Linked DNA regions of Mus musculus: all the other regions are linked to region 3. Evidence: chromatin contacts called from ENCODE POLR2A ChIA-PET data. All regions are on one chromosome and are shown on one strand. The core of a region is the stretch at or near the end of the contact, and the rest is flanking DNA. Distances in the headings are between cores, read along the strand shown.

Region 1 (4,264 bases), core at 1,068-3,567, 130 kb before region 3:
CTGAGAAGGGGGCTGCCGAGCTAAGAGCAGGCCCAAACAAGAAGCTGCAAATGCAGGACTGGCCAAGCAAATCACGGATTACACAGCTATGAAAGCATAGCTCATCACACCTTGTTCCCATGACTAAAATCTTAAGACTTTCAACAGGTTCATCACTCAGAACAATCTGCAGTAACAATCTGAAGATGCACCTGGATGTAGAACGTGTATTTACCTATGTAAGCTCTTTCCTGTTCCCGAGTCAGTCCAGGGGGTATAACTGTAGGCATGCCTGGAATCACTGTCTTCTGCTCCATTGTGTCTTGGTTCCATCGGCTCCTCTTCCTCTTCTTACTTGGGAAGTCTAAAGACAGACAGAGCCCATCAGGCAGAAATATGAACCAGAAGGCAAGCAGTTCATGATAATTAAAACTAAACTGAAATCACCTAAATTTTTAAAAAGAAAGAAATCTCAGAGGTCAGAGAAAACAAGCAGCCATTTTAAAGATCCTCCTGTCAGGAAAGTTAAGGAACAGTTCACATTTAGTTCTTTTAAAACGAAAATACTAGAGAATGTAACAAGGAACACATTTCTTTTGTAGTGTTAACATCAGAGTTTTTGCATATATTGGGTAAGAGCTCTACCACTGATGCATATCTCCAACTCTTTGGATCTTTTGTTTGTTTTTTGAGACAGAAGTCCCTTTAGAGAACCCTGGCAGTCTTAAACTATGTAGACTGGCATCAAACTCAAAGCCCCACCTTCCTCTGCCTCCAGAGTGCTAGGATTAAAAGCATGAACCATCATGCCCTTGCTTCCAAGACTTAATGCACAGAAACCCAGAATCAGAAGTGTACAGATACATATTATCAATTCTGAATGCCTTAAAGGGCAGAAAAGAGGAAACTGGAATGAGGCCCACAAAGCATTGGAACTCAAGCTACAAGAGTACACAACAAATCTCTTGCTACACATTACTGTGGGAAACATGCCATCCTTCAATATGACCATTCTTACTCGTGGAAAGATCAGTTTTCCTGACCAGTGGACACTTGTCATCAGAACTCTGATTTATTACATTCTTCCCTACATTTACCACACAAGGTTTTCTACTTCTCAGATTACAGGCCCAGAGAAAAAGCCTTTTAAAACAGCACGGGGAAAGCTGGTCACTCTGAGAACCTTCTAGAAAACAAAAGGAGAAAACCTTTAATAAATGATCGAACTCAAGCATCCCTAGTAGCCTTCCGAACTCGCCTCACTGTGAAAGGAGACACTCCTGCCACGGGGCTGCTAAAAACCATCAAGGGAGCCACTCACACCACGTCGTCCCGTGGACCTGACTCTCCTGTCCTCCATAGCAGGAGCTCAGGGGGCAACAGGTGGCTTCTTCCAAAACTACCACAATTGCGCCACAAAGCCTGAACGCCTCACTGCGTCTGCGCGAAGAACGCTTCCTCCCGCCCTTCTGGTTCTCGCGGTGCGCGTGCGCAATCGAAGCCTCCCAAACCAGGCCGCGCGTTCCCCGTGGCGCGTCCGCCCGGGCCTCCCGTGCGCGCGCGCGCGTCCTCGCCGCGTCCAACCGCGGTGGCGTTGCCCCTCCGTCGGCCGGTTCGGTTCGCCCGACGACTCTCGCGCTCTATCGGCCCGACTCACCTCCGCCGCCACCGGGCTGGCCCGGCTGCTGGTCCTGGCGCGGAGGCGACCCTCGCTGAAAAGAGCGGCGGCGGCGCGGGGGCGGCTGCTATGGCGGGTACGAGGCCGGGGGCGGCGGCGGTGACGGCACCGCCGCTAAGGACAAGGCCGTGGTTAGGGCCCCCGGCAGCGGCGTCCCGAGCGCCAATAGGCTGGGCTTGAAGCTGCCTCTGGGCCCAGGAAGTGGGGAAAGGCCTGGTAGGCCCAGCTTACCCAGCGGCGTGGCGTTCGCTCCGGTCGCCATGGCGCCCCAGGGGACCGGCAGCAGCGGTTCCTCGTCCTCCGCGGCGACTTCTCCTTCACGAACCTTCCGGGAGCTGGAGGTGGGGGGGAGGGGACCCGACTACGCGGCTGAAGAGCGCGGGGAGCCCGTCCTCTCACGCGGCGGGCGGCGGCGGCGCCAGACGCACAAAGAGGGAGGAGAAAGGACGCCGCGGGGGCGGGCTCGGGGCGGAGGGGCCGCGGCCTGGATTGGGCCGGCCCGAGGTGAGGTCGGAGGCAGCGGCCTCCGATTGGTGGAGCACTGGCTCTTTTCAATATGGGTCGGGATTGGCCGAACCGTTAGGCCCGGCGACGAAATGGCGGCGGGGCCGGGGGAACTGGGAGGTGTCGCAGCGCGCACTCCTTGTTACTGCGCGGACTGAGGCCAGAGTGGCAGGGGAATAGGAGGGGGCAAAGTCTGTGACGTGAGAGAACGGCTAGCTCATTGGCTGAAACCGATGGAGGTAAGCGCCTCGGCGTCGTAGTGCCACACGATTGGCTGAAACGATTCCCCTCCCCCAGGAGCCAGCCGCTCGAGAATGGAGAAAGCCGGGAGGAGAAGCCGGAACCAAGGCGGAGAGCAGGGGTGCGCATGCGTAGGGAGGGCACGCGTGTCCCCGCCCCCTTCCCCAGAGGGGCGGAACGGAGGCCTTAAGTGACGTTAGTCATTGTGCTAGAGGTAACTAGGGACCGCGGCGAAGGGGCGGGCTCGAGCTGACGAACAGGATACGTCGAAGCTGCAGGTAGAGTAGAGAAAGACTTCCTGTTTTCTCTGAAAAATAGTGTTACGAAATGGCTCAAAACTAGGGTAGTTGGTGGGTGTATTTAAAGACTTTATTTCATTCCGGTACAAGGTAGCCAAGTAGCCTGTCACCCGAGAACTTGAAAGGCTGAGACAGGAGAGCTGACATGAGTTTGGGGCTAACCTGGGGTACAGTATATCTGTCTCAAAAAATCCAGGTTCAATGGCACATACTAACTCTTGTAAAGGAAAAGTCAGGCGCTCCAAGTCCTTCTTGGAGAGGGGAGAGAAAGTCATTTCAAAAGTTAGTCTAAAAGTGTGCACTTCCAGGGAAATCTCAATGCGTTGGAAATTTGTTTCGGGTACCTTAAAATTACCCATAAAAATGGTAGGGAACTTGTAAATGAGACTGAGGCCAAACATTCCTTCCCATGAAATAAACATGAGAGTAATGAAACAGGTTAGCACAACATAATAGAACTGGGGATAGATAGGGTTCTCACAGAGAGGTTATTTAGACCCAGTAGGGGAAACAGTGTTTAATATGTAATTAGAGTGGCTAGAGAAATAGCAGATAAGACCAGGCACTGGCTACTCTTCCAGAGTCCCAGGTTGGATTCCTAGAACCTAAATGGTGACTCACAACCATCCGTAACTTCAGTCCCAGGATATCAGAACCCTCTTCTGGCCTCACAGGCACTGCATATATATGGTGCACAGACTTATATGCAGACAAAACACCCATATACATAAGACTAAGTAATCTTTTAAAATGATGTAGAAAAGTAGACATGTAGACAACAGAAGGTTTGGAGTAATCTAGGAATAAAGAGACTACAAAGATAAGAAACTCAAGTATGGTGGATGGTACAAGTCAACAGACTATGACAGGTAGGGAGGAAATGGCCATAGAACAGAGAAAGAGCAAATGTCTGGGCAGAAAATACAATTGAGTGGTAGAACCTAGCACATGTAACTCCCAGATTACATCAGCAGACATGTGAAAGTAGAAAAGCCAACTGTAATACCCAAGAAACCTATCAACCTAAGCAGAGGAGGGGCCAGCTCGGCAGTTAAGAGTGCTGGACAGCAGGGCGGTGGTGGCGCACGCCTTTAATCCCAGCACTCGGGAGGCAGAGGCAGGAGGATTTCTGAGTTTGAGGCCAGCCTGGTCTACAGAGTGAGTTCCAGGATAGCCAGGGCTACACAGAGAAACCCTGTCTGGAAAAACAAAACAAACAAAAAAAAAGAGTGCTGGATACTCTTCCACACCAACTAACAACCATCTCACTTCTGTTCCAGAGGATCGTGACTCCCTGTTCTGACACCTCAGGCACTGCTCTTACTGCTGATGTACAAACATACATGTAGATAAAACACTTATACACATTAAAATAATCTCTAAAGACTTAACAACGACAACAAAAGCCCCACAGTAGTAGAATACTTGCTTAGTATGGCCAAGGGCCTCGGTTCAGTCCCAAATACTGAAAACCATTATGTAGCTGGCCAGAGCAGGCTGTGGAAGTTTGAATGAGAGTGGACCCCTTAGACTTATTTGAATGCTTAACCCCAGTTAGTAGATC
Region 2 (3,966 bases), core at 577-3,076, 99 kb before region 3:
CAAACACCACCCAAGCATGATCTTCAGACAGGGCCAGATGGACATCTCTGAGACCCAGAGCCTGGCAGGCCCCTACCACTGCAAAGGCCACGCCCGAGCTGTCCAGTTTGGTGCCTGTGGTAAAGGGCAGTCATGAGAGCTCTGTCCTGGAAGAAGGGAGCCATGCCCCCTCTAGCACCTCTCAAGCCTGTATCCAGGCATCACACACCCTATCCACTATGTTCACCCTTTTATGCTCGCAGCAGCTCCCTCCCAATAACCCAACCCCAGAACCCTTCTGGATCTCAGGTCCACCCAGCCAGAAACTGCCCCTCCCTTTTCTACACCAAGTACTTCTGTTAACATAATGACTTAACCCAGTGTCTATTGTACAGCTATCAGACTGTGTCAAGGAGAGCAAGCCCATGACCCCACGAACCCCCACCCCTCCCTTCTTCATGTTCTGATTTATCTCTGCACTTTTTTCCTCAAAGCTCACAAGAGGCCTCAGATGCTTGCTCAGTACATTGCACGGAGAGCTGAAGCACTTTGTCCTTAGTCAAGCCCGTGCTTCCTTTCAAAATATTTTCAAAGGTATAATCTTAATTGTCTCAAATGTACCCACCCATTTGTCCTACCTCCCCAGTCTGCTACCACCTTCTTTCCCCATATGTTGGGCTGCCAGATCCCTCTGGCTATTCAATGGCAGGGCTGGGACTGTTGAAAGACTGGGGAGTAAAAGCTGGCACCAAATGACCAGGTTCCAGTCTCAGCCCTGTCATTCTGACATTCCCCTCTTCAGAATTCTCTTTCCACAACTGCGAAGGAGAAATAATACCTGCCCCACCACACAAGGTTTACAAGTCTCAAAAGGGCTATAAGCCATATTGTTCAGACATGAGAAGAGGTAAGACAACACTCATTTGCTCTCCTGACCACCTGTCTGACTCCAACCTGTGATGAAGCTGAAGAGGGACTGGATGTGGGCCCGGTCCTTGAAGTAGGAGCGGCTGAGGCTGTTCCATATGACATCCGAGACCTTTTTTACCAGTTCGCGACTAGAAACACCTCCCTCTCGAGGATAGAGGGAGAGGTCCACAGCGCCGCGGATCTGAGCGGTGAATCGGGCATAGAGGGCAGCAATGATGGATAGGTCGGCCACCGGGAAGTAGGTGAGGCCACCAGGAGGGTCGGGTGCGGGGCTGGGCTGGAAGGTGAGCTCCGGCACGTTGGTGGGGATGACACGGTTGACAGCCAGGAAATGCTCCACGAAGCCCAGGACCAAGGACAGGAGCACCAGGTCAGGCTCCTCTCGGCCCAGCTCTGCAGCAAACAGGCGCACCACGTCGTCGATAGAGCGCAGAGGGAACAGCGTCTTCTGGGCGGCCTTCAGCCCCATGGCGGCGGGCGGTGGCCTGCGGGCGAGCCGAGGGAGGGAGGGTCGGGCTCGGCGAGAGAGCCCCCTCCCAGGCTCGGCTAAGGCTCTACCCTCCGCCACAATTCTGCTTCGCCAGCCGCTTCGTCCTGTGCTCACGGGCGGCGGCTCGGTTTCTGAGACCCTTCAACCAAGGCTATATAGGGCCTTCTAGTTCCTTACAATTCCGGGACCCCCAGCCCCGATGAGGCTGCTCCCAAAGACCTATTGGGGACCCTCAAAGGCCGCCCCTCCAGTCCCTACAATCTCTACCCGGCCCTCTGGAGCCTGTCCAGAAGGCAAACCCAAACCAGCCTCCCACAAGTCCCAAGGAGAGTCCCGGCTTCGGTCCCCCGCGCCCACCTCCGCGCTTACATCCCACACAAGGCACCGCGGCGCCCGCCGCCTGAAGCCTGCTGGGAAATGAAGTCCCGCGCCTCCTATGGCCGCACTGCCTGCTGGGAAATGGGGAGTCCTTGCTCACCCGGCCCTCTCTAAATCTGAAAATGACAGCCAAACCCGCAATGGCTTATGGAAGAAGTAGTCCTGCTGCTCCAGGGCGGGTAAGCTGAGCTCCTCAACGATTGGTCATCTAGGATCACGCCAGAAGAAGTTCCTCCGTGACTTCTGGGAGATTGTAGTCCTAGGATTAAACTCAGGCGCAGTAGCGCCCCTGCAGTGTGTATTATGGCCAGTTTAAGATGTGAGGGAAACTGTTGCTCTAAAACACTACAAGGAGGCTGGAGACCTGGTTCAGCTGTTCAGAGCACTTGTTGCTTTTGCAAAGGACCTGGGATCAAGTTTAGGTCCCCACACCCACATTGTGGCTCACCATCTGTAACTCCACTTCCAGAGGACCCATGCTTTTCTCTGACCTCCACCAAGCTTGACTTGGTGCACACACATAAAAAGGCAGACGAAACATCCACACCTAAAAAGAATGCAAGGCTGAACACAGTACGGCGGAGGCAGAAGGATTTTGGTGAGCTCAAGGCAAGACTGGTCTATGATCCAATACCAGTCCTTGAAATTAGAGGCAAGGAACTCAGGGTGGACTTCAGAGATGACTCAGAGTTAAGAGCCCTGGCGGCTCTGGCTCAGGACCCTGCGTTCCCAGTATGTACATGTTTGCTCACAACTGGGTCTTTAGCCCCACTTTAGGAGGTCCAATGTTCTCTGCTGTCCTCTGCAGGCTCCAAGCAGGCACCTTATGCACACACATAGGTAAAATAAAATTAAGGAAAGAAAAGAAAAAAAAAATCAGGAAGTTCAAGGTCAGTTTTACCTTAGACAGGATCTTGCTTTTTAGTTCAGACTGGCCACAGACTCACAATATTCCTGCCTCAGCCTCCACCATGCTGGGATTATAGATGTTCACCACCAGTCCACATGGCACCACCCCTCCCACAAGGCTTCATGACCTCATCTTAATTCACGAAGTCTGTAATGACCCTGTTTCCAAAACGAAGTCTTTTTGTCTGAGACCAAGACCTCAATAGATGAAGCTGAGGAGATGATGTAGCAGCTGAGAGCCTTTTGTTGTACCAGTAGGAGGACCTGAGTTCAAATACCCAGAATTCACTTATACGTTTGGAATCCTAGCATTATAGGGCATGGATGGGGAATGGGGTCAGTGTGGGGGTTAAAGGGAGGAGGGTCTTGGGACTTCCTGCCTAACGACCTAGCTGCAGGTTCAGAGAGAGAGCCTGTGTAAAGGGAAGAAGACAGAGAGAGTCATAAAGAAGGATATGTGATCTTTCTGTTTTCCACATCTGAGCAGCTCCTTACACAGGTGTAAAGACACCACACACATATACAAGCAGAACCTCTTCCTTTCTTTCTTTCTTCCTTTCTTCCTTCCTTTCTTTCTTTCTTTCTTTCTTTCTTTCTTTCTTTCTTTTTTGGTTGTTTGTTTGTCTGTTTTGTTTTTTGTTTTTAGAGACAGGGTTTTTCTGTGTAGCCATGGATGTCTTGGAATTCACTCTGTAGACCAGGCTGGCCTCAAACTCAGAGAGATCTGATTGTCTCTGCCTGAGTGCTGGGGTTAAAGGTGTGAGCCATCACCATCCAGCTACATCTACCCATGCATTTTAAAGTTTCTTTGATTTTTAAGTTTCTTTGTTCTGTAAAGCTAAGAAATTGCTGTCATATTGGAACATGGAGTTTGGATTAACCTAAATTTGTATTCCTGGACCATGGTTACTCAAATTTGGCTTTAGAATAAACTATATATTATTCTTTTGAAGAGGGGCTGGTCATGGTGATGCATACCTTTAATCCTAGTACTCTGCAAACAAGTTCCAGGCCAGCCACGGCTACATAGTGAGATCCTGTCTCAGAAAACAAACACAAAAATTGGGGCTGGAGAAAGGGCTCAGCTGTTAAGAGCACTGACTGCTCTTCCAGAGGTTCCGGTGGTGGCTCACAACTGTCTGTAAATCAGATATCACAGAATCCAATGTCCTCTTTTAGCTTCCATGATACATGTGGAACACAGGCATACATGCAGGCAAAACACCCGTACACATAAACTTCAATAAAAAAAATTACTAAAAAAAAAAAATTGCTAGGCA
Region 3 (3,909 bases), core at 15-2,514:
TTAGGGAGTAAGGGGGAGGGAAGCCATGTCTGAGCCCTGGAGGTGGGCCAAGTGGTAGTTTAGGGGTTCCTGTTCTGTCTGGCAGGTGAAGAACAGAGCAAAACGGGAAGTGAAGATCTGCTATCTCTGAGCAAAGGGAGTACTGTCTCTGGGTAGCCATCGCTTGATCTGGGTACCCATCCATTGAGGTGCTAGACTCTAGAACAGTGTCCTCGATACAGGCTTTGGCTGTTTGTTGCTCTAAGGTGGGCACTTCTTAGGTAAACAGACTTCTTTTGCAGCACTAAGTGATCACCAGGGTCCATAAATGGGTGGGGCCAAAAAGCACCCCAATTCCCCCAACCTCATTGCTCTCTCTCTCCTGCTGCTCAGCAAGGACCAGTTTGTCACCTAGGTAAAACTTCAGGATAAAGGTCTCACAGTCATTGTAGGGAATAGAGTGTTGGCGACCAGGTACTATGAAGGGAGCCCGGGACTGCAGGCTGGGAACTTTTGGCCAGAATGCCAAACTCTTGGAATACAGCTGAGCCTTTGATACCCAGCAATGGGGTTTTGATCAAGAACTCCCCACTCTCCAAGGCACATCTTGGCACCAGAGGAGCTGGGAGGTACTGTGCCTTAGGATGGGGGCAGCTCCAGGGTAGCACCTTCTGCCCTCCTTGCTTTGGCATCCCAGGGCTGTCCCTTTAAACTACAGACCATGATGTCACCATGGACAGTAAGTGACAGGAGGGGCACTGCAGGCCGGGAGAATGGACTTCATTTCCCAAGAGCCTCTAGTGAACCACACCCCTCCCAGCAGGCGCTAACGCAAACCCGACTGTTAACCCCTCCAACGCCGGATGCAAGGGGTTTTGTAAGTGTCCGGCTTCAATCTGGGCTGAGTATGAGGAGAGAGGATGGCCTGAGGGACAGATGGCTCAGACCAAATTGTGGGCCTGGCACATCATGCTAGGTAGGACTCTGTCTTGCATTAGCAGGTTCCAACACCGAGTCCTTTTCTTTCCCTACACAGTGTCCCTTCCAGAATTCGGGAGTCCAGTTCTGAGCTGGACTCTGCCCCAGTCTGCTTGCAGGTTTTAAAATCCTCAGCTTTTCTCGGAAGTACTGAGTTCCTCCCCTAGCTCCGAGGTTACCCGTAAAGTTCGGTTGCTTCCTTTAAGCAGGGTGGGGACTACATTTCCCAGAGGCCCCGAGTCCTCCCTGACGCAGCCCCCCCTAGCGGAGGGAGGTGCGGGCCGGGAGGGGGGGAGGTGACTTGATGTCATCCTGAGCAGCTGGGCGGCGGGTGCCGGTGCGCAGCGAGCCGGGGCTCCCGCTGCGCTGCACCGCGCTGATCTGAGTCCCGGGATATCTGCCGAGGGTCGCGTGCTGCCGGGGCCCAGCCCAGAGCCCACCGAGTGCCCGACCCCTTTTGGGGCTGAGCTGGGGGCATGCTCCAGCACCCCCAGAGCCTGGGAGCGAACCCAGGAGCGCCGCCGCCCAGCCCCAGCGCCCCGAGCGGCAGAACCACCGCTAAGGACCCTTGAACCGTCGTCTCTTCCACCGAGGCAACCTCTAGGGTCGGCGACCAAAGTCTGGGTTTCTGAGAAGTGAGTGTGTACCCCAATACCACATTGAGGTTTGGAGACCAGGAAGGAGCGGGATATGAGGAGAGATGCTAGGGTCTGAAAGGGGGTGCACGAGAACAGGACCCTCATTTTTTGGGTGAGTGCACTGAGACAGGAGACATTAGTGGAGCTGGAGTCACACTGCTGTAAGGATCTGGGGATGCTAATAGAGTCCCCATCCTGAGTAGTAGCCATAGGCCGTATTTGGGGAGGGGCTACTTTAGAGCTTGGGCCTGGAAGAAGGGAGGGGCATGGTTGCGCCCTTGTTTTGGGGTCTAGCGAGGGAAGGAGGGAAAAGAAGTAAGGGAGCAACTGCACCACGCGGGCTGTCTTTGGAAAGAACCGACCTGCTCTCTGTGTCTCTCCTGCTGACCTTTCTAACCTGACTTCTCAGAAGAGCCAGCGTGGGAACCCTGACTGGAACTCTTCTGGATCCCCAGGAAAGACCTGAGCCATTGCCTTTCTACCTTACCTGCCCCCCCAGGACTGGGCAGTTGCCAGAGGCCCTGGGGGGGTCAGGACTGTGGCCGTGCCTCCCCCACCCCCTGAAACATGCTGGACAGGATGGGTCCCAGTTAGTGTGTGTGGCCTCATTCAACTTACTCCAGACCCACAAGGAGCCCCCTGGGCTCTGAAAGATTGACCCGTGTTGTCCACTGGCCATGGAGACGAAGCTGCCCCCTGCGAGCACCCCCACAAGCCCCTCCTCCCCAGGGCTGTCTCCAGTGCCACCACCAGACAAGGTGGATGGCTTCTCCCGCAGGTCCCTCCGCAGGGCCCGGCCCCGTCGCTCACACAGCTCTTCTCAGTTCCGCTATCAGAGCAACCAGCAAGAGCTCACTCCACTGCCCCTGCTCAAAGGTGAGCTGTTGTTGGTTGCCAGGGTACCCAGAAGGAAGCAAGGTAGGGGAGGACCAAGGGAGAAGCAGAGGTCTGGTAGAGTTTGGATCTCTTTTAGGCTAGGAACTCCACTGGAACTGACCCCCAATCTCCAGGCCTCTGCTGACGCATGGCCTGACTGGCCTGTCATCTCTGGAGGTGGGGCATCTGGAAGTGGTGCCAGGGGCAGGCAAGGGCCAAGGGTGGGGCACACAGCCTAGGTTTCAGGAGGCTCCTATCAGTCCAGCCAGCTGCCTAGGTCCTGGGGTAGGTGCTTGGCATGATGCCCTGTGATCACTAAATCCCACCCCCCACTTCCTGGCCCGATTTCTACTTTTGGCTCCATGTGTTGAGGGAGGTAAGTGTCTGGGGAGGGGTGGGGAATGCTTGCATACCCAGGGTTGTGATCTTGCTTTAAAGTCATGAGGTCTCTGATCCTGGATTAGAAGAGAGGACCACTTTTTCCCCTCAGCCTCCCGGGAGTGAAGGATGGGACTAGAATTGTTTGCTAGCTGTACCAGAGTACCTTGTATGGGGGCAGCTGAAGCTTCCTGGAAAGTCAGCCTGAGGGAGGTGGAGATCCATCCCGTCCAGAGCCCTTGGCGGCTAGATCCAGGAGGTCTCCCTGTCCCTCCCCGCAGATGTGCCAGCCTCTGAGTTGCATGAGTTGCTGAGCCGGAAACTGGCCCAATGTGGGGTGATGTTTGACTTCTTGGACTGCGTGGCTGACCTCAAGGGGAAGGAGGTGAAGCGTGCAGCCCTCAATGAACTGGTGGAATGTGTGGGTTGCACCCGGGGTGTGCTCATCGAGCCCGTCTACCCAGACATCATCCGCATGGTAAGCACTGCCCAGCCTCGCTCGGGGAACAAGAATTCTCTCAGGCTACCTCTGGGACCCGTGTGGGAGGAATAAGTGCATACACTTCAGCTTGGTCGCAGGCGCGTGCTCCCACTTCCACTGGGTCTCACTGCTGCCCGACACCGTCTCGGGATTTCCTCTCCCTGTTGTCCCTATACTTGAGTGAGCTGGGCCTAGGGTACCTGTCCTCTGGGCCACTTGTCTTCCATGGTCTGACTCAGGCATGGGCTATTCTAAGAAACCCTCTCGCCCAGTCTGATCAGAAACGCTTGGGCTCTGAATGCCTGGGCTGTCCACTGCTTTCAACCTTACCATCACTGCTGAACCACATCCACACACGGATGTGTCAAGCCACCCTTGGGTCTCCAGCCCTTGACTTGCATGAGCTTGGTGTTTAGATGAAGATTGTCCAGAGGAGCAAGTTGCCTGCTGGGAAGTGGGTCAGTCCAGAATTGGATGAGGGCTGGTGGTAAAACTCAGTGCAAGGCCTCAGGTTCAAGCTCTATGTGCTCATTGTACTTAGAAAGTGCTTGGCCATGCTAGGCAGTGGTGGCGCACGCC

What was found. ChIA-PET counts read pairs that join two places held with the same protein, here RNA polymerase II (POLR2A).
Region 1: POLR2A ChIA-PET joins it to region 3 with 18 read pairs in Patski. The contact joins the promoter of Sf1 here to the promoter of Ppp2r5b in region 3. POLR2A ChIA-PET finds 5 or more read pairs at or near these places in 4 of 5 experiments (Patski and embryonic stem cell).
Region 2: POLR2A ChIA-PET joins it to region 3 with 22 read pairs in Patski. The contact joins the promoter of Men1 here to the promoter of Ppp2r5b in region 3. POLR2A ChIA-PET finds 5 or more read pairs at or near these places in 4 of 5 experiments (Patski and embryonic stem cell).

Annotation. Positions count from the first base shown.
Region 1 is chr19:6,361,743-6,366,006 of GRCm38, reverse strand. Sf1 (splicing factor 1) reads right to left here and starts at 2,317. Exons shown (of 13, transcript NM_001110791.1): 1 at 1,889-2,317; 2 at 215-343. The coding sequence starts at 1,919. Gm14966 (predicted gene 14966) reads left to right here and starts at 2,297. Exons shown (of 3, transcript NR_168058.1): 1 at 2,297-2,400.
Region 2 is chr19:6,332,873-6,336,838 of GRCm38, reverse strand. Men1 (multiple endocrine neoplasia 1) reads right to left here and starts at 1,826. Exons shown (of 10, transcript NM_001168489.1): 1 at 1,757-1,826; 2 at 934-1,394; 3 at 1-114. The coding sequence starts at 1,378.
Region 3 is chr19:6,233,195-6,237,103 of GRCm38, reverse strand. Ppp2r5b (protein phosphatase 2, regulatory subunit B', beta) reads left to right here and starts at 1,264. Exons shown (of 14, transcript NM_198168.3): 1 at 1,264-1,592; 2 at 2,005-2,471; 3 at 3,131-3,327. The coding sequence starts at 2,273.